Linked DNA regions of Homo sapiens: region 2 is linked to region 1. Evidence: chromatin loops called from intact Hi-C (ENCODE). Cell type or tissue: PC-9. All regions are shown on one strand. Each heading gives the region's core, and the rest is flanking DNA. Links, peaks and the distances in the headings are about the cores only.

What was found. Hi-C counts contacts between places; a loop is a spot of excess contacts. Peaks named below come from ENCODE experiments on the same cell type or tissue, not always from the same donor. Only the 100,000 strongest peaks of a DNase experiment are listed, where the experiment ranks them.
Region 2: a loop joins it to region 1, with 14 times the contacts of the local background. A loop is called at or near these places in 90 of 110 quality-filtered maps.

What each region holds. Positions count from the first base shown.
Region 1 is chr10:70,875,663-70,885,374 of GRCh38, reverse strand. SGPL1 (sphingosine-1-phosphate lyase 1) reads right to left here. Exons shown (of 15, transcript NM_003901.4): 14 at 8,714-8,834; 15 at 4,191-8,180. The coding sequence ends at 8,040. It overlaps PCBD1 (pterin-4 alpha-carbinolamine dehydratase 1), which reads left to right. Exons shown (of 4, transcript NM_000281.4): 3 at 143-223; 4 at 1,327-1,865. The coding sequence ends at 1,425. Among named protein-coding and RNA genes, the nearest start is that of PCBD1, 8.0 kb to the left of the region's middle. In PC-9, for the core only: a CTCF peak has its summit at 5,160 (motif pointing right); a DNase peak (open chromatin) is centred at 5,154; H3K27ac peaks cover 1,131 bases.
Region 2 is chr10:70,546,232-70,555,987 of GRCh38, reverse strand. It overlaps PALD1 (phosphatase domain containing paladin 1), which reads right to left. Exons shown (of 20, transcript NM_014431.3): 18 at 8,542-8,682. Among named protein-coding and RNA genes, the nearest start is that of PRF1, 52 kb to the left of the region's middle. In PC-9, for the core only: CTCF peaks have their summits at 5,732 and 5,933 (motif pointing left); a DNase peak (open chromatin) is centred at 5,921.

The DNA.
Region 1 (9,712 bases), core at 1,683-9,682:
CAGGATGTCAAGGGGGAAATGATTATAGAGGAGTCTCCTGGGGGGAAGCTAATTCATCCTCCTGCGTCTAGGCCTTGAATTGGTGATGTCCAGAAGTCCTTTCTCTTAGAACACTAACCTGGCTCTCACTCCACTTAAATAGGCCTTTGGGTTCATGACAAGAGTGGCCCTGCAGGCTGAGAAACTGGACCACCATCCTGAATGGTTTAACGTGTACAACAAGGTGAGTGATGCTGTGTGCCTCTGTTGTGCTCTGCCCCCATCCAAATACTGCGAACTCTGACACATTCTGAAGGCTTTTGGACTTAACAATGAGCCTTCCTGACCCATAGGTCATCCACTCATCTCATTTCCAATCTCACTGAGATTGCACATGCCTAGAATCAACATAAATACCCCTGGGAAAAAAAAATCAGTCTTACTATAAAGAAATGCAAATTAAAAGATGCATGAGATAGTTGTGGTTAAAGTAGACATTTAAGTAGACATTAAGAAGGCAAAACCCAAGAAAGGAAAGGCTGTGGGAATCAGGCATACTTATTCAGTGTTCATAGCTCTAAATGGCTTTAATCTTGCTGGAGGTATGGAAGAATGAAAAAGTAATAAACTTGAACTAAGAATACACACATATTTGGGAGGCCGAGGTGGGCAGATCACGAGGTCAGGAGATCAAGACCCTCCTGGCTAACATGGTGAAACCCTGTCTCTACTAAAAACACAAAAAAATTAGGCGGGCGCGGTGGTGGACGCCTGTAGTCCCAGCTACTGGGGAGGCTGAGGCAGGAGAATGGTGGGAACCCGGGAGGCGGAGCTTGCAGTGAGCAGAGATTGAGCCACTGCACTCCAGCCTGGGAGACAGAGCAAGACTCCGTCTCAAAAAAAAAAAAAAAAAAAAATACAGACACATAGCCAACCTATCAAATTATTTGCTTAATGAATAGAAACAGTCATTAAATGTCTACCATGTGCCAAAAGCTCTGCTGGTCTCTGTTTATAAAAACAGTAAGGGTGGAAGAGGTCGTCTATGAATGGATAGTGTTTAGGAGTTGGCATTGGTTTTTGGTTTTGTCTTTAGCTTTTAGGTTGCTCTTGACATTCAGATATTAAGCTTTTATTCTATAGCTGAAGTCATGATTATTTTTGAGAGACAGCAAAGGGGAGATGTAGAAGATGTTGTTACAGACATGTCAGGAAGGAGTCCCCAGGAGAGATCGTACTGGCCAGCTGCTATTCTGGAGCTCCTAGCAGGGCTGAGCCCAGCAGCTAGTGACTCCCTCCTGTTCTTAAGTGAAGTCAGTGGAAGCAGAATTTCTGGTTTCATTTCAGGTCCACATCACGCTGAGCACCCATGAGTGTGCCGGCCTTTCAGAACGGGACATAAACCTGGCCAGCTTCATCGAACAAGTAGCAGTGTCCATGACATAGACCCTGCCCTTCCTCTTTGAATTCTTCCGGGGGAAGGGGTGACTGAACTGGGAGTCCAGGGAGGGAGCTGAGGAGCCCTTACCCTCCCACCACTCCCCTCCCAAGACCCAGCCGCCGCCGTTGAGGGCTGAGTCCTTGCTGTGGGATGTGCCAGTGTCCCCACCAACACCAGGAATTTAGACCTTTTCCCTGCACCACTCTCTTCATCCTGGGGGCTCTGTTACACTAATTTGAATAAACTCTCCCCTTTCTTTGCAACTTCCCAGCAACAATAATGATTTTCTTGCCAGGCCGTCTCTTGCTCCCTAATTCATTTCCCAGGAAGCTGTGATACAGGGTGAAATAAAGTCTTGTCTTAGAAACCAGGACCCTAAACCCCACACTATGTAATAGAAACACATGTGTTTTTATGTCTCAAATAAAACTATTATATCACTTGGTCTCAGGCTCTAGAAACTTCTTTTCCACAGGTCAATCCAAATTGGAGTCAATAGGCATTTAAATGAAAGCACTTCCTCTGTGCTAGGCACTTCCTCTGTTCAAGGTACTGGAAAATGACAGGGACCAGACCACCTTGCCTTCAGATTCATTATCATCTAGGGGATACCATTTGATTATCATCAAACAGGAACACAATTAACTATTACCAATTACCAATTAACTAGTACTAATTAACTATTACTAGAGTGAATTAATGCTAGGTGGCAGGATAAGAAATGAGCTAAAGGGAACGCAAGTGATTAATGGTGAAAAGGGCAAATCTGGAGGCTTTGAGTTATGCCTTGAAGACCTGGGTAGGATTCTTGGGAGGCAGAGATGGCTGAGAGAACACCATGAACACAGATAAGGGTGTGAAGGGCACAGGTATTATATGCATTGTGGAACCTATGTCTAGAAAGGCAGTCTGGGGCCATATTACAGGTTGAACATCCCTAATTTGAAAATTGGAAATCCAAAATCTGAAACTTTTTGAATGCCAACATGATGCCCAAAGGAAATACTCATTGGATCATTTTAGATTTCTGATTTTCAGATTAGAGATGCTCAACTTGTCAGTATAATGCAAATATTCCAAAATCCAAAATCTGAAACACTTCTGGTCTCACACCTTTCAGATAAGGGATACTCAACCTATATTTTCTTCCTGGCTGTGATGGCTAATGTTAGGTGTCAACTTGATTGGGCCATGGGGTGCCCAGGCATTTGGTCAAACATTCCGGGTGTGTCTGTGAGGGTGTTTCTGAATGAGGATAACATTTGAATCAGTAGACTGAGTAAAGCCGACTGTCTTCCCTAACATGGGTGGCCTCATTCAACCAGGTGAAGGCCTGTACAGAAAAAAAGGGCTAAAAAGGGCTGACCCTCTTCCAAATAAAAGGGAAGTCCTCCTGCCTGACTGCCTTGAGGTGGGACATTGGTCTTTTCCTGCTTTCGGACTTAAACTGAAACATCCACTCTCCTTAGGTCTCAAGGCTACAAGCCTCCGGTGTGCAACAATACCATCTGCTTTCCTGGTTCTCCAGCTTGCCAACTACAGATCTTGGGACTTGTCAGCCTCCATAATCACATGAGCCAATTCCTTATAAGAAATCTCTTTGTGTGTATTGGTTCTGTTTCTCTGGAGAATCATAATACACAGGCCTATCATATCAGATATGGCAGATCCCAAATCCTGATGGTCTCTTCAGTTTCTTAAAATCTTAGCAAAGTTCTTAGGGCTTGCCTGGTTTACTCCACAAGAGAGAAGACACAGGCAGCTTAGGACCTGGCAGGCTATTTATTACTGGAGCAGTTAAGAGATGGTTTGCACAGTCAGTTCCCCAGCCAGGAACTCTCTAGGACAGAATATTCCCACGCTGTCATGAAGAAGGGGGCACTAAGAGCAGCCTCATCTCTACCCCCACGAGAATGCCACACAAATTTTACCTCACATATGTCACTATGCAGAGACTGGGAAGCCTTCTTCCTAATAGTTCTCACCTGTGTCTCCTAACTCAAGTACTAAGCTGACTTGTAAATGCCGGGGTCACTTGGAACAGGAATCTAGCCATGTCACAACTCAGTCTGAATGAGTTGGTCCCCCAGCAAAGGCCAGGAAAGGGGCAGAGGCTGGAGGTTGAGAAATAAGCGTATTGTTCACAAGAGGGATTAGCAGGACCCCGTTCCTAGCATATATGCTAGTAAAGGATTATCAATACCTATATTGATGGCAAACGAGATTCAGACAGTGGTCTCCCATCTGCTCCACTTCTGACTTAAAATTTTCCAAGTGTGCTTTGATCTGATGACTGGAGGACTGAAGGACAGAAGACGCCAGATGCGGAGGTATGGACTATGCTGTTATGTTACATTCCTGCCTCTGCTTATTTTCATGGGTCAAGGGTTGAAAAATGTTCACCCGATGCAGGGACAGCTCATGCCTGTATTTCCAACACTTTGGGAGGCCAAGGCGGGAGGATCATTTGAGCTCAGGAGTTAGAGACTAGGCTGGGCAATGTAGAGAAACTCTGTCTCTACAGAATATACAGAAAAATTAGCCAGGCATGGTGGCACACACCTGTGGTCCCAGCTACTCGGGAGGCTGAGGTGGGAGGATCACTTGAGCCCAGGAAGTCAAGGCTACAGTGAGTGATGATCATGCCATTGCCCTCTAGCCTGGGTGACAGTGAAACCTTGTCTCCAAAAAATAAAGCCAACCTTGGCAGCACTACAGTTGTATGAAGCACATTCATGTGAGACAAAGACACAGGTAACACTTTCTTTTCTTTTTTTTTTTAGAAATAAATAGGTTTATTCTAAAATTAATCCAAATAATTGAAATTATAGGGAAGGATATTAAGAAGAGAAAAGATTACAAGACAGAGGAAAGCATAAAAGAAAATAAGGTAATTAAAACTTCAAATCAGGAAAAAGGTTCTCAAAAATCTGACTTTGCCTACCCAGGTACAGTTGGTGGCTATCAAATTAGGACTCAGTAATTACTTGTGTCACTGAGTGAAAGCTGCTCATTGCTGCCAAGAACCTACAGAGAAGGCCAAGGGGCTGACGTACAGCTGTATGGAGCAGCAATAAGCACCCCAGACACGACTTCCTAGATAAGCCAGGCCTCCTCATCCAAGTACATCCTGGATCCTCTTTCTCTCTGGTTTCCAGGTACTCAGGAACTAGGCCATTTGGCAGAAAACTGTAGCAAAAAAGCAATCCTTGGCTTGACTCTGGCAAAGTCTGAATGGGCTAAAAGCCAAAAGGAAAAGCTGGGTTATCTGAATGACAGCCTTCAGATCCTGACTAACACTTTGGAAAAACTTCTCGTTTCTTATTCATAATAGAATAAGATCTCCAGCAGTTACATGTGTGTGAAGATTATCTGAGGAGCTCTGTTAGCCCCTAAACCAAATGCAGGGTTTGAGGCCAATGCCCTTTGGTTAGACAGAACCACACTGCCCAGATGGCTAGAGACCACCCAGATAACTCAATCCATCATTAAGTTATTGTAAGCAGCAAACTGTAAGCAGAAGTGGATGATGAAGATGGAAAAAAATATAAGATAGGGCCTGTCCCTGGCAAACTAAGAACCTGAATTTCAGACCTCTCTGAAATAGGTACGACTACCACTGCTGGTGCAAGGACCAATCAGCGACCTATTGAAGTGCCTGGAAATGAGATGGATTGCTGCTTAACTGTGTCTCTTTCATTGGTCTTGGTATCAGTGGGCACACACGATTGTTTCACCACCAGGGGGCAATCTCTCACCAGGAGCCCATTCAAGCATGGCCACTGCCCCATTTGTCATCTCGTGTGTGCCCAAGTAATCAAATGAATGCAACCATCCACAGTAATTACAATTAGGGTCATTTAACTATTTAATTGCTTTTTGAGATTATTGCTGAAATTAGGAAGGGAGCATTGAAATGGGAAGGGGGAGGTTAGAGAAGACAGAGATTTAAAAGAAGCAAGTACCATTTTCCAAGTATAAAACTCGTAATATTAAAAGTGACATAGCAGTATATTCACATGACTACTTAAGTCTAATGCAGAAACAAGACAGTACAGTTTTTGCAGAGGCCGATGTGACATCTGCATGCGACATGATACTATTAAGTGTCTCTACCCACCTCTGCTACAGAGTAGCTGCTATATGCACACATACACAAAAATACACAATGAAAAGCCTACAAAAGTGTTAAGTCAAACTAAGGCTCTTAATTGTAAATTAAAGTGGCTACAGTAGGTCCCTTTGAAAAACACCATCTCCCCTGGCACCAATGTTGTCACAGCACAGAGGAAGCGAGTGGCTCGGGGTCTGGTTCTGGGGAGACGCTCTACAGGGGCACATGCTTCTCCATCTTGGCAGCTGGCAAGCCACAGTGGTGTCTGCTGGGTGGCTCTGGGTTCCTGGACCTCATTCAACATAATGCACTGACCAAACAGCTCTGACCACAGCTACTCTCAAAGAGGTGCCTGCCAGGTCTCCCTCTGACACACACACATACACACACTACCCACTCTTGGAACCCACAATGCACTGCTGGGCAAACAGGAAAAACACACACACACACACACACACACATAAATGCCACACCAGCCCTGAATGGCGTGGCCAGCTAGTCACAGTTGTTGGGTCAGTAGTACAGTGCTCAAGAACAATTCAGACTAACATGCCAAGGAGCCTGAGGAAAAGTCTGGTAGTCATGGCTCTCCCAGCCAGCATTCCCAGTGGGGGAAACTAGAAGACACCAGCCTGGAGAGGCTGAATATTCAGGAGTCCCTGAGATGGGGAATGGAACAGAGGAAAGTGTCTTTTGACTCATCTTAAGTACTCCCCTCCCCAAATAGAAACCTCAAAGACTGATCCATTTCCCCTAGGGCCTGGGCCAGGAGTAGCTCACTGCTCACTGCTGAGGAGAAAGGCACAAGATATAATGTCATAAGAGCAGGACAGTGGCTCAGCCTACAGAGTTCCCTATAGGGGAAAGAAGGCAGGAAATAGGCGCAGGGTCTGGTCCTGTCCCTGCACCACCCTGAGCAGCTAGTCTTGGGAAGGGATTACAGGCCCTGGGCCATAGGCTGCTCGCCATTCTGCTTTCCTATCCTGTTTCTCTCCCTGTGCTGCTCCCTTTTAGCCAGGGCTGAGAAATGTTCAGCACCTGAGGCAAAACTGCCATAGTACCTCTGAAAGCTGAATCAAGGGGGAAGAGGCAGAAGAACACACTAATAGAGAAAATTTTCCTTGCTACGGGTGCTCTTTCACACCCACCTAGGGTAAGTCAAGGCAACTTGTGAAGGTGCTTTGAGCTGTTCCTTCAAGCAAACACATTTTCATTACATAATGGCTTAACGCAAGGGTGCAGGGAAGGACCACCACCAACTTTGGTGACATATTTGAATCTGGGTGTTCATCCTACTCTGATATTCAAAAAAGCATAGAAAAAGGTCTGATTTCTGCTCATCACCAGCCCAGGATAGGGTTCAGGTGTGCTCTGACCACTGCCAATTCAGGAAGGCGGCACCATGGCCAAAAGCTCCCAGATTATTTGGAAACCATGTTTTCTTCCTAGTCCATGGTAACAAGAAAAAGCCAATGGAAGCATCATTCCAAACAATAATCTCCAAAGATGGTGGCAACCAAGTGTCAAATGGGGACTGCAGGCACAGAAGAGACCACCCCAAACCCTGCCTGGGTGGACGAAGCAGGTATGCTAGAATAGTCCTGTCCTGCAGAATAGGGAACGGCAGCTTGGTCGATCTGTGCCCTGGAAAAAGAAAATGAGTTGCAATAGAAGTGACTCTAAGACAGACAATGAACCTACTCTTAAGAGAGACAGGGCCAGGCACGGTGGCTCACGCCTGTAATCCCAGCACTTTGGGAGGCTGAGGCGGGGGGGCGGGTATCACCTGAGGTCAGGAGTTCAAGACCAGCCTGGCCAACACGGTGAACCCGTCTCTACTGAAAAAGAAAATTGAAAAATTAGCCAGGCGTGGTGGTGGGTGCCGGTAATCCCAGCTACTCGGGAGGCTGAGGCAGAAGAATCGCTTGAACCCAGTGGGTGGAGGTTGCAGTGAGCTGAGATCATGCCACTGCACTCCAGACTGGGCAAAAGAGCAAAATTCCATCTCAAAAAAAAAAAAAAAAAAAAAAAAGAGAGAGAAGGCTGAAAAAGCCTCCTGCTTAGAGTATACCTCACACCCAGCTGAGGAAACATCTGTTATGTAAACGCCTCCTGCCTGAGATAACAAAGAAGCTCTAGCTATCTCATAAACTGTACCCCAGCTTCTCTAAAGAATCAGGACAGGTCAGAGCTACCACACAATGTTTAAGTAAAGTTGAAAGCTAGAGAGTTTAGAAAAGGAAATGGTTAAAACAATTCCTAGGGTAACATTTATAACAAGGGCAAAATCATTATGTAATGGAATTCTCTGGGGTCTTCAAATTAAAAACCACAAAAGGAAGATAAGAGGAAGAACAAGAATCCTGAGGCTCAAGCTGTCTCATGGTCTATCTTGAGTTGTGCTCTATGGAGCAAGACCAGATGTCAAAGTTGTGCACGGCCTGTTCCATATCCCAAGAACCTTCTGAAGGCTGGAATCCCCTTGAGACTAGAAAGGGTCCAAGTTCAGTGGGGTTTTGGAGAACCATTCATCTGGCTGCCCTGGGTGACAGTGTCGGTGCTGTACAAGCTGTCCAAGAAGACTGAGGACAATTCTGCAACCATATTCCTGTCAACAGTTGTCTGGGCCATGCCATAGATGGCACCCTACAAATCCAAAGAAAGAGACATTATTAGTGAGGCCAGGTCCAAAAGCAAGAATAAAACTGCAGCAATGAGCCCCTTCTCCCCGAGTCCTAGCTTCGCATGTGCACTGCCCTACCCCATTTCCACCTAAGGCATCCCATCATTCTATCAGAAAAACAGCTGGCATAGTCAATTTTTCACAGGGACTTTCCAGTCTGCCTTTCTGCATAAAGGGACTAGCCTAAGAAAATTCCAGAAAAAACATGTTTACTATCTTTCCTGTGACAAAATTTTCTTTTCAAATGGACACTACCACCAGCTGCTTTTATACAGAAGTCTCTAACTTACAAGGTACTTTATAGTGTATCTCATTTGAGACTTCAGCAACCCTAAGGGGTGGGTGATGCAGAGATCATCAGCTCCAGTCAACAAATAAAAGATGTCTGTGGCAAAGGGGCAGAGGCAGGAACAGACTCCGGGTCATATGATTCCTTCAAACTCTCCACCAACACCTAAATTTCCAAGAGAAGAAAAAAAACTCCAAGTGTCCCTACCATTCCTGTGGTCTTCGCTTTAGGATTCTTCATGATTTGAGTGACAGATTCTCGAATGTCCTTTAGGAATTGTATAGCTACTCGTTTCCGGGCGTGTAGTAATGTGATGCAGAAATGAATACTAGGAAAGAAGAGACAGAGAGAGATGAACCTTGAAGAAAGAAAAAATGTTCTAAAATGATGCAGCCCCAAATACGGGAATTTCCTGGTTGCCCTTTCACAATATTTCTGACAAGTGTAGTCATCCAAGTTGTTCCTAGTCCTGGGAATCTCGGCTCTCTCATGCTTGGGGTGTCAGGCATGGGCTGGCCTCAGAGCTTCTCGGCATGACTGAGAACCATGCTAAGAGGATGAACAGTGTTGGCTGCTTTGTCCCACCCATCCCCTCACAAATTCCACCACCATTCCTTCAACCACGTCACCATCAATGAGACACTTTTATCTTAGATAATCAGCCCCCATGTGCTCTCATGGGGACAGGGCCACATGGCTGGGGTCTTAAAGGACTTCAGGGCACAGAAGAAATTCTACCTCGCCCTGGAGGAATTTAGTGGGGTTTACTGGAATTGTGAAGAGGGAAAAAGATAGTCCAGATGGGACTGGCAATGCACCAACGTGTGGAAGGCTAAGCTGTACACAGAGGACATGAACAGACCTGTACTCAGTTGGAGTGGTGCATTTACTCAAAGGCATCATGGAAGATTAGGTTAGAAAAGTCTAATAAAGAAGGCAGTAGCAGGCCTGAATGATTAGAGACCCCCAGGAAGATCTTGAACTAAATATTAGCCAGGTAACAAGTATTTTATAAGAGCAATTTGATGGCTGTGTACAAGATGGATTGGAGAGTAGAAAGGCTAGAGACTGAGAGAAAAACCTCATGACCAACCACTGGTCTAGGAGGCTGTCACCTAATTCTGCCAGAGTTTAAAGCTAATGGTCTTGTTCTTTGTATCTAATAATTCCAGGTGGCAAGAGAGAAATCCTTTATATACTACAGTT
Region 2 (9,756 bases), core at 1,130-9,129, 330 kb after region 1:
ACTCTGTCACCCAGGCTGGAGTGCAGTGGTGCGATCTCAGCTCACTGCAAGCTCCGCCTCCCGGGTTCACGCCATTCTCCTGCCTCAGCCTCCCAAGTAGCTGGGACTACAGGTGACCGCCACCTCGCGCGGCTAATTTTTTATATTTTTAGTATAGAAGCGGTTTCACCGTGTTAGCAAGGATGGTCTCGATCTCCTGACCTAGTGATCCGCCCGCCTCAGCCTCCCAAGGTGTTGGGATTACAGGCGGGAGCCACTGCGCCCGGCCAACAGCCAGAGTTTTCAAGAGGCTGAGAAAGACCCTGCCTGGGGCTCAGAGCCAGAGCTCTCTGGTCTTTTTTCTTAAGAAATGACCTCAGCCCTTGGGGCACGGAGCTGGTCTCTCTGACCTCCTGGAAGCTCCTTTGGTCGCAGGACCAACTCTGCACCAACCCAGGCAGTCACACAGTAGCGGCTGGCAGCTTCCCTGCCAACGCTTCCCTTCTCTGCCACCACAAGATTGCCCCCGGGTCGTGGCTGCCACAGCGGCAGAAAAGGGATGCAAGTCGAGGAGTTGGGAACCAGCTTCTGGTCCAGCCTCCAGCCAATCACAAAACTTCATTAGGCCTCAGTTTCTTCTCAGTCAAATGGGTCTAATAAAATTTGTCCTGTTCTCACCATCTGTCTGAGGACCACAAAAGACAAAAGGTGAGTTCTTAGAAAACTCAAATAGCAACCAGGTACAGTGGCTCACACCTGTAATCCCAGCACTGTGGGAGGCCGAGGCTCGTGGATCACTTGAGTCCAGGAGTTTGAGACCAGCCTGGGAAACATGGCAAAACCCCGGCTCTAGTAAAAATACAAAAATTAGCCGGGAGTGGTGGTGGCAGGCACCTGTAATCCCAGATACTTGGGAGGCTGAGGTAGGAAAATCACTTGAACCTGGGAGGCAGAAATTGCAGTGAGCCAAGGTTGTGCCACTGCACTCCAGCCTGGGCTACGGAGCAAGGCTCTGTCTCAAAGAAAGGGGAGGGGAGGAGGGGGAGGGGAGGGGGGAGGAGGGGGAGGGGAGGGGGAGGAGGGGGAGGGGAGGAGAGGGGAGGGGAGGCTCAAAAAGCACTGCTCAAAGTTAAAGCACTACAGTCTTTATACAATAAATCTCGCTTTGAGACCAGAGGATGTTTCCTTCTCCCTGTGTGGCTCCCTTCACCTCAGCTGTTCTTCAAACTCTTCTGAAAGGAAAACAGGAGACACAGGCTGTTTTAAAAACCCAACACTAAGAATTAACGTCACCAGGCAAAGCCCAGGAAAAGTGTCGCTGGCATTAATGATTCTAGCAGGGCTTCCTCCAGGTGCCCTGACTTTGGTTTTTGTCATAAATATTTTCCCTTTCCAAGCCCAAAAGGAAACAACGAAGTCTGCTGCGGGTGTCACCGCCCTGGGCTGGCGGCCATGTTGGATTCTCCTCAGCCAGGGCCCGGCATTCTAACTTCCGTCCAAAGCGCTGGAAGTGGCTTAGTTCAATGGGTTTTCTTTCTTTTTTCCTTTTGAGGCAGTTTGTTTGTTTATTTGTTTGTTTTGAGATGGAGTCTCACTCTGTCACCCAGGCTAGAGTGCAGCAGCATGATCTCGGCTTACTGCAACCTCTGCCTCCAGGGTTCAAGTGATTCTCCTGCCTCAGCCTCCCGAGTAGCTGGGATTACAGGTGTGCGCCACCACGCTCGGCTAATTTTTGTATTTTTTGTAGAGACAGGGTTTCACCATGTTGGCCAGGCTGGTCTTGAACTCCCGACCTCAGGTGATCCTCCCACCTTGGCCTCCCAAAGTGCTGGGATTACAGGCATGAGCCAGAGTGCATGGCCTTGAGGCAGTTCTTAAAATGCCCCAAGCATCTGGCCCCTTCACATGCAGGAGGCATCCAAGCCTTGACTCAACCTTGCAGACACTGGAGAACAGAGGGGCACCGCCGTGGGCTGCAGCCCCGTGAAGTCGGGCTGCTTGAGACAGGCATAGAGAGAAGGGTCGAGGCTGTTCCCTCAGGGAAGGTCTGTCCCAGTGGAAAATATGTCCCCAGGCTTGGCTCCACTACCTCCCAGCTGCACCCACAACCTGTGTCTGGGATGTGTTCTTGTCCTTGTCCTTCTCCTGGTCAGTCTGCGACTTCCTCAAAGGCAAGGACCATGGCTTCCAGTTCTGTTTCCCTGCAGCAGGGCTCAAGGTGGGCAGGGAGAGGTGAAATGGTGCCTCCGCCCGCTTGAGAGGCCATGTGGCATGGCAGAGAGGCTCAATCTGGGAGTCAGGGGCCGGGTCTTGTCCCCCTCCTAAATCTGCCAGCTGTGTGTTCTTGGGCAAGCTCAGTGCCTCCCTCCTCAAATGTAAAACCGGAACCAACATTAGAACACCCTTTATCACACACAGGCAAAGTGAGGACGGTGGTCGTAAAAATGTCTATCAGCCCAGCATGGGCACCTCTCGGACTACTTCCAAGTTGGCTAAGGAGATGTCAGGACATGTGTGGCCGGCACTGGGTCTCTAGTGACTCCCTGTCCCTCCGCATGAGCCTCTACCCCATCCCACTCCCTGCTGGCTCTCACTCCAGTCACCCAGACTCTCCTCACAGACTCCAGCCACATCCAAATCTGGAGGAACATTAGGCCTTGCTGAAGCCAACATCTTTCCCTCATTTTTAGACAAGCATCTCCCAAACCAACCCATCCACTGGAGACAGGGAAATCAAAGGAAACAGCAAACATGGAACCTGCCTGTCTGTCCCCAACACACCTGAGGGGAAGTCTCTCGTTCTGGAAGTATCGCAGTTAATTAATGTAGATGGAATGAGAGAGCCAGCAGATCACCATTCTGCAAGCTGGCGATGCACACTGCTGCAAGCCAGTCATAATAGGAGAGACGACAGGATCTTCCAGCCCCAACAGCAGCATACGGCACCCCCAGTAACCATTCCGGCCACACTGAGCCGGAATCTTATGAAGCCTTGGATGCGAACCATTTCCAGGAAGCACAGGCCAACTTAAACCTAGGGGTGCAACTAGGAAAATTAGCTCCAGGAAGCCCAGGAAGACAACCAGTTTACCTCACAAATATATTTCAGGGGGGAAAAGGAGAACTGTATGAGATTAAAAGAGACTTAGGGCCACGTCAACCAAATGCAACATGTGGATCTTGTTTGGATCCTGATCCAGCTGCAAAAAGCCTGTGAGATTAGTGGAAACATCTAAACATTGACCAGATGTTTGCTGGTAAGTAGCGACTGTCCATTGTTTAAGAGGCAATCATGGCGGTGTGACTGCCTTCTTTAAAAGATCCCCCTTCTTTAGAGGTACGTACTGAAATATGCACAGAAGAAGTAACATGAGGACTGCGATGTGCTTTAAAATAATTCAGTGAGAGCTCGGAGGGCTTGAGATAAAATAAGACTGGCTGAGATGGGTACTTACTGCAGCTGGGAGGTGGGCACATGAGGGCTGAGGAAATTATGCTCTCTGCTTTGAAATTTTCTGTTTGAAACATTCCAAAATACTTAAAAATATAAGTTCCTAAGTTTTGACTCATTCAGTAATTCTACTTCTAAGTATCAGCTTTACAAAAATAATCCACACAACGGAAAAGCCACATGCGCTACGAGGTCCACATCACCCCCCATCCCAGAAGACGACAGGAAAGAATGTGAAGGGCCGCGCGTGCTACACACAGCAACAGCATGAGAAACAGTACTTCCACTCACTGCATGGAATGTGAACACGGAATGCGATGATGTAAGGGCTCCTCAGCAAACACGACAAAATGCCCAGAAGCCGGAGCTGTTGCTTAATTTTGCCTCTCTCTGCCCTACGAGAACGTCAGCTCTGCGCACCTTTCATCACCGGTCCCTACTCAGTGTCCGCCCAGGGCCCAGCACTGAGGCAGCACATGCTGGCTGGGCACATGTTGAAATGCATAAACACAGCCTAGGTGAGTGGCGAGAGACGTCCCGTGGGCCTGCCACAATCACAGCTTCCAGAGAGCTGCATGCAAGTGCACGAAGCCCAGAAGGAAACGGGCAAAAGTAAAATCATCGCTGAGTTGGCAGGATTCTGGGAGACTGGGAGACTCTTTGCTCAACCTGAGCCACCTAAGCTTTTGGTACTTACTGTCCTTATTCTTGCTGTGCAACCTCAGGGTGCAGATGAAGATTCATGTACATTCTGAGCCCTCCTCTCTGATCCACAACAGGAAACTGACCTCCAAATTCTTCCACTGTTCCCAACTGAGGGCCCTGGAATAGTTTTATTGCTGAAGAAGCACAAATGCCATATCACAGGAGCTGTGTTCTTCACTGCTTATTACTAAAGTATAAGTTGACTGCTGAAGCCGGCAGGGGGCCAGGAAAAGGAAATTCACCATTTGGGGGCTCTGGGGAGTGAGGGGCAGGAAGCCAAGCAGACACATGCTGTTGAATTTCAGGATCCCAAGTGGACTCTTGGGATTTTGGAAAACTTCAGATGGGCCAAATGTGGACTGGTCCTAGAACATTCCCGGGCAAATTAAGCCGATGGAGGGGATAAAGCCCTACCCAAGCCTGAGCTCAGGTCCATTTACATCCAGAGGCTGTGGGGGATCTGACCAGGCTGATGGCACCCTCTGCATGGACAGCACCCGGCTCTGAGCAAAGAACCACAGACCCTGCTGGAGGCCACCTGGGACTTCTGGTTTGAAACCAGAGGGCAGAAGTTTAAATAAACAGCTGATACCACAGGTGAGACCCAGCTGCCAATTTCCAGAAGTCACCATTAGAGAGAAGGGGTGGTAGGGGCCGCTGCCTTTCTAGAGACTCCGCACATCTCCCTGCAGCCCACTGGGGCAACATGGATGAGATCCTTGGGTCAAGGACAACATGGTCTGGGGAGGAGCGTGGGCTGGGAGTGAAGATCGTTGCCTCTCATCCCCACTCAGCCACCAACTCACGGTGGTTAACCTGAAAAGGTTAAACACAGAATTACCATATGATCCAGCAATTCCACTCCTAGGTATATAACCAAGAGAAATGAAAACATACGTTCACACAAAAACTTGTACATGAATTTTCACAGCAACATTATTCATAATAGCCAAAAAGTTCTACAACAAACCAAATGTCCATCAGCTGATAAACAGACAGACATAATGGGATATGTCTATACAATGGAATATTATTCAGCCATACAAATGCAGTAATAATACATGCTACAACACGGATAAACCTTCAAACATTATGCTAAGTGAAAGAAGCCAGACACAAAGGACCACATGGTGTATGATTCCACTTATACGAAATGGCCAGACCATGCAAATCCACAGAGGCAGAAAGATCAGTGGCTGCCAGATGGTGGGGGAGGGGAAGCGATTGCTAGCGGGTGTGAGGTTTCTTTTTAGGGTGATGAAAAATGTTCTAAACTTGATGTGGTGCTGGATGCACAACTCTATGAATGTACTAAAAACCAGGGACTCGTGCACCATAAATAAGTGAATTGCATGGCACATGAATTGTATACATCGTGAATTGTATACATCCCCTAGTGTGGTCCCCGCCAGCATCAGTATCATCTGGGAGTGTGTTAGACCTCCAGACCTACAGAATCAGAAGCTCCAGAGTGGGGCCCAGCAGCCTGCATTTTAACAAGTCTAACATGTGATTCTGAAGCCCACTAAAGCTGGGGGCCGCTGCTTAGAATATGTGGCTCTCAGCCTTGGCTGTGTGTTGGAATCACCTGGGAGACTTCAAAAACAAGACCCGTGCCCTGGCCAAGACACCCCTACCAACTAAATCAGACTCTCTAGGGATGGAGCTCTGCCACAGCATGGTTTAAAGCTCTCAGATCTCTTGGACATGTGGGGTGCAAGCCCCTGAACTAGAGGGTGTCTCCTCTCAGTCCCTCTGCTCTTCAGTGCCTCTAAGAATTTGGCCAGGTAGGTCACTGGCACCACCTGGTGGCCATATCCCAGAATGACTCTACATCTTGCCTCTGGGCCCTCCAAGGGGCCTTGGGGCTCAGGGATCTGTGTCCTCCCACTGCAGAGGTCACGACCAACCTGGCCTTTGGAAAGGGGGTGGGTGACCTGGTGGGAGCGGGTAAGAATCCTAGCTGGCTCTGCTTCCTCTCTCATTAAAAAACACTTCACATCCAGAAGGCAGCCAGAGTGACCACCTCTAACAGCCCCAGCCACCTTCCTTCTCCAATGCCAACAGAGTCAAGCAGTCACCTCTAGCAGCCCCAACTACCCTTCCCTCTCCAATGTCCAGGGAGGAGTGCCAACTCACCCATACCAACTCATCTCCAATAACTTCTGTGTCATCAGATGCGGGCACCGAACCACCTTTGCTGCCTCTAAACTCGTTTTGCACCTTTCGGCCCCCTGGCCTTTGCCATGCATCCCCTCCCACCTGATGCGCCTTCCCAGGCTGTCTCTGAGGACACTGCTCCAGGCCAGCTCTGGGGGAGCCCTCCTGTCTCCCCACGGCTCAGGCCCTGTCACGCTCCCTGCTCCGCCCTCTGGGTGCCTCGCAGTGGACATCGAGGGCTGCAGAGCTCAGAGGAAGGGGGGCCTATCAGCTTCAGGAGTCAGGGAGGTAGGGGCTCTCTAACAGAGCCTGGCCAGCATGGGATGGAAGGTCTAAGATGCTCTGAAGCAGGCATCCTTTTTCAACTATTGGGCCTCCAGCTTCCAGACTGAACTGGAAGCTTCCATTCTCAGCCCTCTCAGCATCCTCTGAAAGTGGGAGGAACTTAGCTTCTTAGCTCATTGCTGCCAAAAGACCATTGTGAGTGGGACCCAAAGGTAACTCAAAAGGAGACTCAGGACCCAATCTAACTGTGGCCCTGAAGAAAACAGTTCTTCCTAAATTCACCAAAGTCCGTCTTCTGAAACTCCTTAACCACCTTCCCCTCCCCACATTTAACAGACCTTTTTTTTTTTTTTTTTTTTTTGGTAGAGACAAGGTCTTGCTATGTTGCCCAGGGAGGTCTCAAACTCCTAGCCTCAAGTGATCCTCCTGCCTGAGTCTCCCAAAGTGCTGGGATTACAGGTGTGAGCCACTCTTCCCCTGGCCTGGCAGCCTCTTTATCTCTCCAAACTCCCCTCCCAAATGACCTCTGATCTTAGACCCAGATTGACCCCAGATGCCTTGCCCTGCCTTCCAGCTAGGCATCCACCCTTTGCCCCAATCAGGGCCTGATCCATGACCCTGAGCAAAAGCTGGGCCCAATCAGTCATTTCCCCAATGTGTGCACAGCTACAGCCGAGCATAGGGCTGGCTTGGGGCAGGCCCCCTCTGCAGGGGCCACAGGCAAGAGCTGTTTCTGAGAATTGCTGGCCAGCAGTGGGGAACACATGGCTGGTACATATAGCCCTCTCTCAGCACCATGGAATCCTCACCCCCTACCCACCGGCTCCCACCACTGCCCCTCCCACTCAGCACCGGCCTCTGTTCCAGAAGCCAATCAGATTCAATGGGCCAGAGAGGAACAGAAGTGAATACTCCACACAGAGACCCAGGCCAAAAACTCCAGAGCCCACACTAGCCTGTGGTCATGGGACTGGTCCAGTAGGGCCGAGTGCAACAGAGCAGGGAGTATTGGGGACCCAGGCAGGCTTGAGGGCACATTCTTTCCAGATAGGCTGAAAATCCAGATGGTTACATGAAATCTGGACTATTATGAAACTTTTTTTTTTTTGAGGAGTCTCACTATCACCCAAGCTGGAGTGCAATGGCACGATCTTGGCTCACCGCAACCTCCGCCTCCCGGGTTCAAGCAATTCTCCTGTCTCAGCCTCCCGAGTAGCTGGGACTACAGGCGCCTGCCACCATGCCCGGCTAATTTTTGTATTTCAGTAGAGATGGAGTTTCACCATGTTGGCCAGTCTGGTCTCTGACTCCTGACCTCAGGTGGTCTGCCTGTCTCGGCCTCCTAAAGTGCTAGGATTACAGGGGTGAGCCACTGCACCTGGCCAAAACTTTATTTTTATAATGTAATGAGTTATTTAAAAACAATTTTTACAGATAAAAAACACCCCATCTGGGAGCCAGCCCCAGCCCCAGGGCAGCACAGACATACCCACGTCCTGAGATGACAGCCTCCGTGCTAGTTGTGAAACAGCCACCCCAAGACCCTGAGGGTCTCCACCCACCCACTACCTGACTCCTGTCTGGGACCTCTGGTCCCCCCGCCAGGACCCAGAAACAAGAGGGTTAACGCCTGGCACCACAGGGCTCCTGGGTGTTCACTCTGATTGGCCACATCCTTGATTGGTCCTAGGGCCACAGCAGTTGTTGAATGCTTTGAACATGGCCCCTGCATGCATCTCCCCTACCACTCCAGAATCTGGTACCCATACCAGTGGGTCGGGGCTGGGGATGTGTCCATCTCATGGATCACTTCCACTTCCAGAAGGTGGAAAAGTGACCACGAGCCAAGGAGGGGCCCCTAGGACCCCTAGCAACCCCAAAGCCACATCAGCCACTCCCTGGCTGTGCACACCTGGAAGGGTGGCTGGGGCAGGGTGGGGTGGGGTGGGGTGGGGGCTCACCTGGCGGTAGGTGCAGATGATGATCTCCCGCAGGTGGTAGTGCATGGGCGTCATGGTCTCGCTGACAGTGTCCAGCGCTGCGTCCACCTCCTTCTTCACACGGTGCCCATCGGGTAGCAGCTGCACCACCTTCATTACTACCTGGGGCCAGAGAAGGGGGGTGAGCAGACATAAAACTGGTAAGAGCCCTCAGCCCAAGCACCAGGCTTGCACCCTCACCAAAAGGCCACACCAGGCCTAAGGCCCAGGCGCTGAACAGAGAGCCCTGCCTGCTCCTCAGTTCTCAGACTGAGGGAGGACAGGGGGATCCTGAACATCTCCGGGGCCAGGCTACCCAGATGCTTTTCTTTTTCCTCCACAATTGGGATTTATTGGTTGTGTTGAGGATCAGTACACAGACATTGAATTTGTACCGAATATCTAAAAAAGGCATGGATTATGATTCCTTTTTAGTTATTCCATTGACATTTATTGTTGTTGTTGTTGTTGTTGTTTGGAGACAGAGTCTCACTCTGTCATCCAGGCAGGAGTGCAGTGGCATGATCAGGGCTTACTGAAGCCTCAACTTCCTGGATTCAGGTGATCCTCCTACCCCAGCCTCCTGAGCTGCTGGGACTAAAGGCCCATGCCACCACGCCTGGCTAATATCTTGTACTTTTAGTAGAAACGGGGTTTTGGCATGTTGCCCAGGCTAATCTCGAACTCCTGGGCTAAAGCAATCCACACCCTTGGCCTCCCAAAGTGCTGGAAAGTTATTCCATTAACTTTCCAGCTTAAAATTTGGAGGCAAATTGTTCTTTAAGAAGATATTAAGTACCAGTATTTTCAAGTGTTGATAAACTGTGGCATAAGCCCCACCAATCCACAACTTAATGTCTTGCACACTACACAGATTTTCAGTGTCCAAGCACATCAATAGAGTTACTAGGAAAACGGGACTGCCACAGCCAAAGACATCACAGAGTGCACACAGTTCTCACAGGAGAGCCACAATCAAGAAGTGGTTTACATTAGAAATAATTCTACAAAAAAAACCATGGGAATATAAGTCATTTAAGATGTTCAAGACATATTAAATGCACGACTGTGACTCCAAATTGCCATTTTGTATGCTTTGTATTACATGATACAAAAACCACCCCAATGCACCCATGGAATGTTAAGCTGATCTAAGGTGCTTATTTTTGTTTTGTTTTGTTTTGTTTTGCTTGAGAT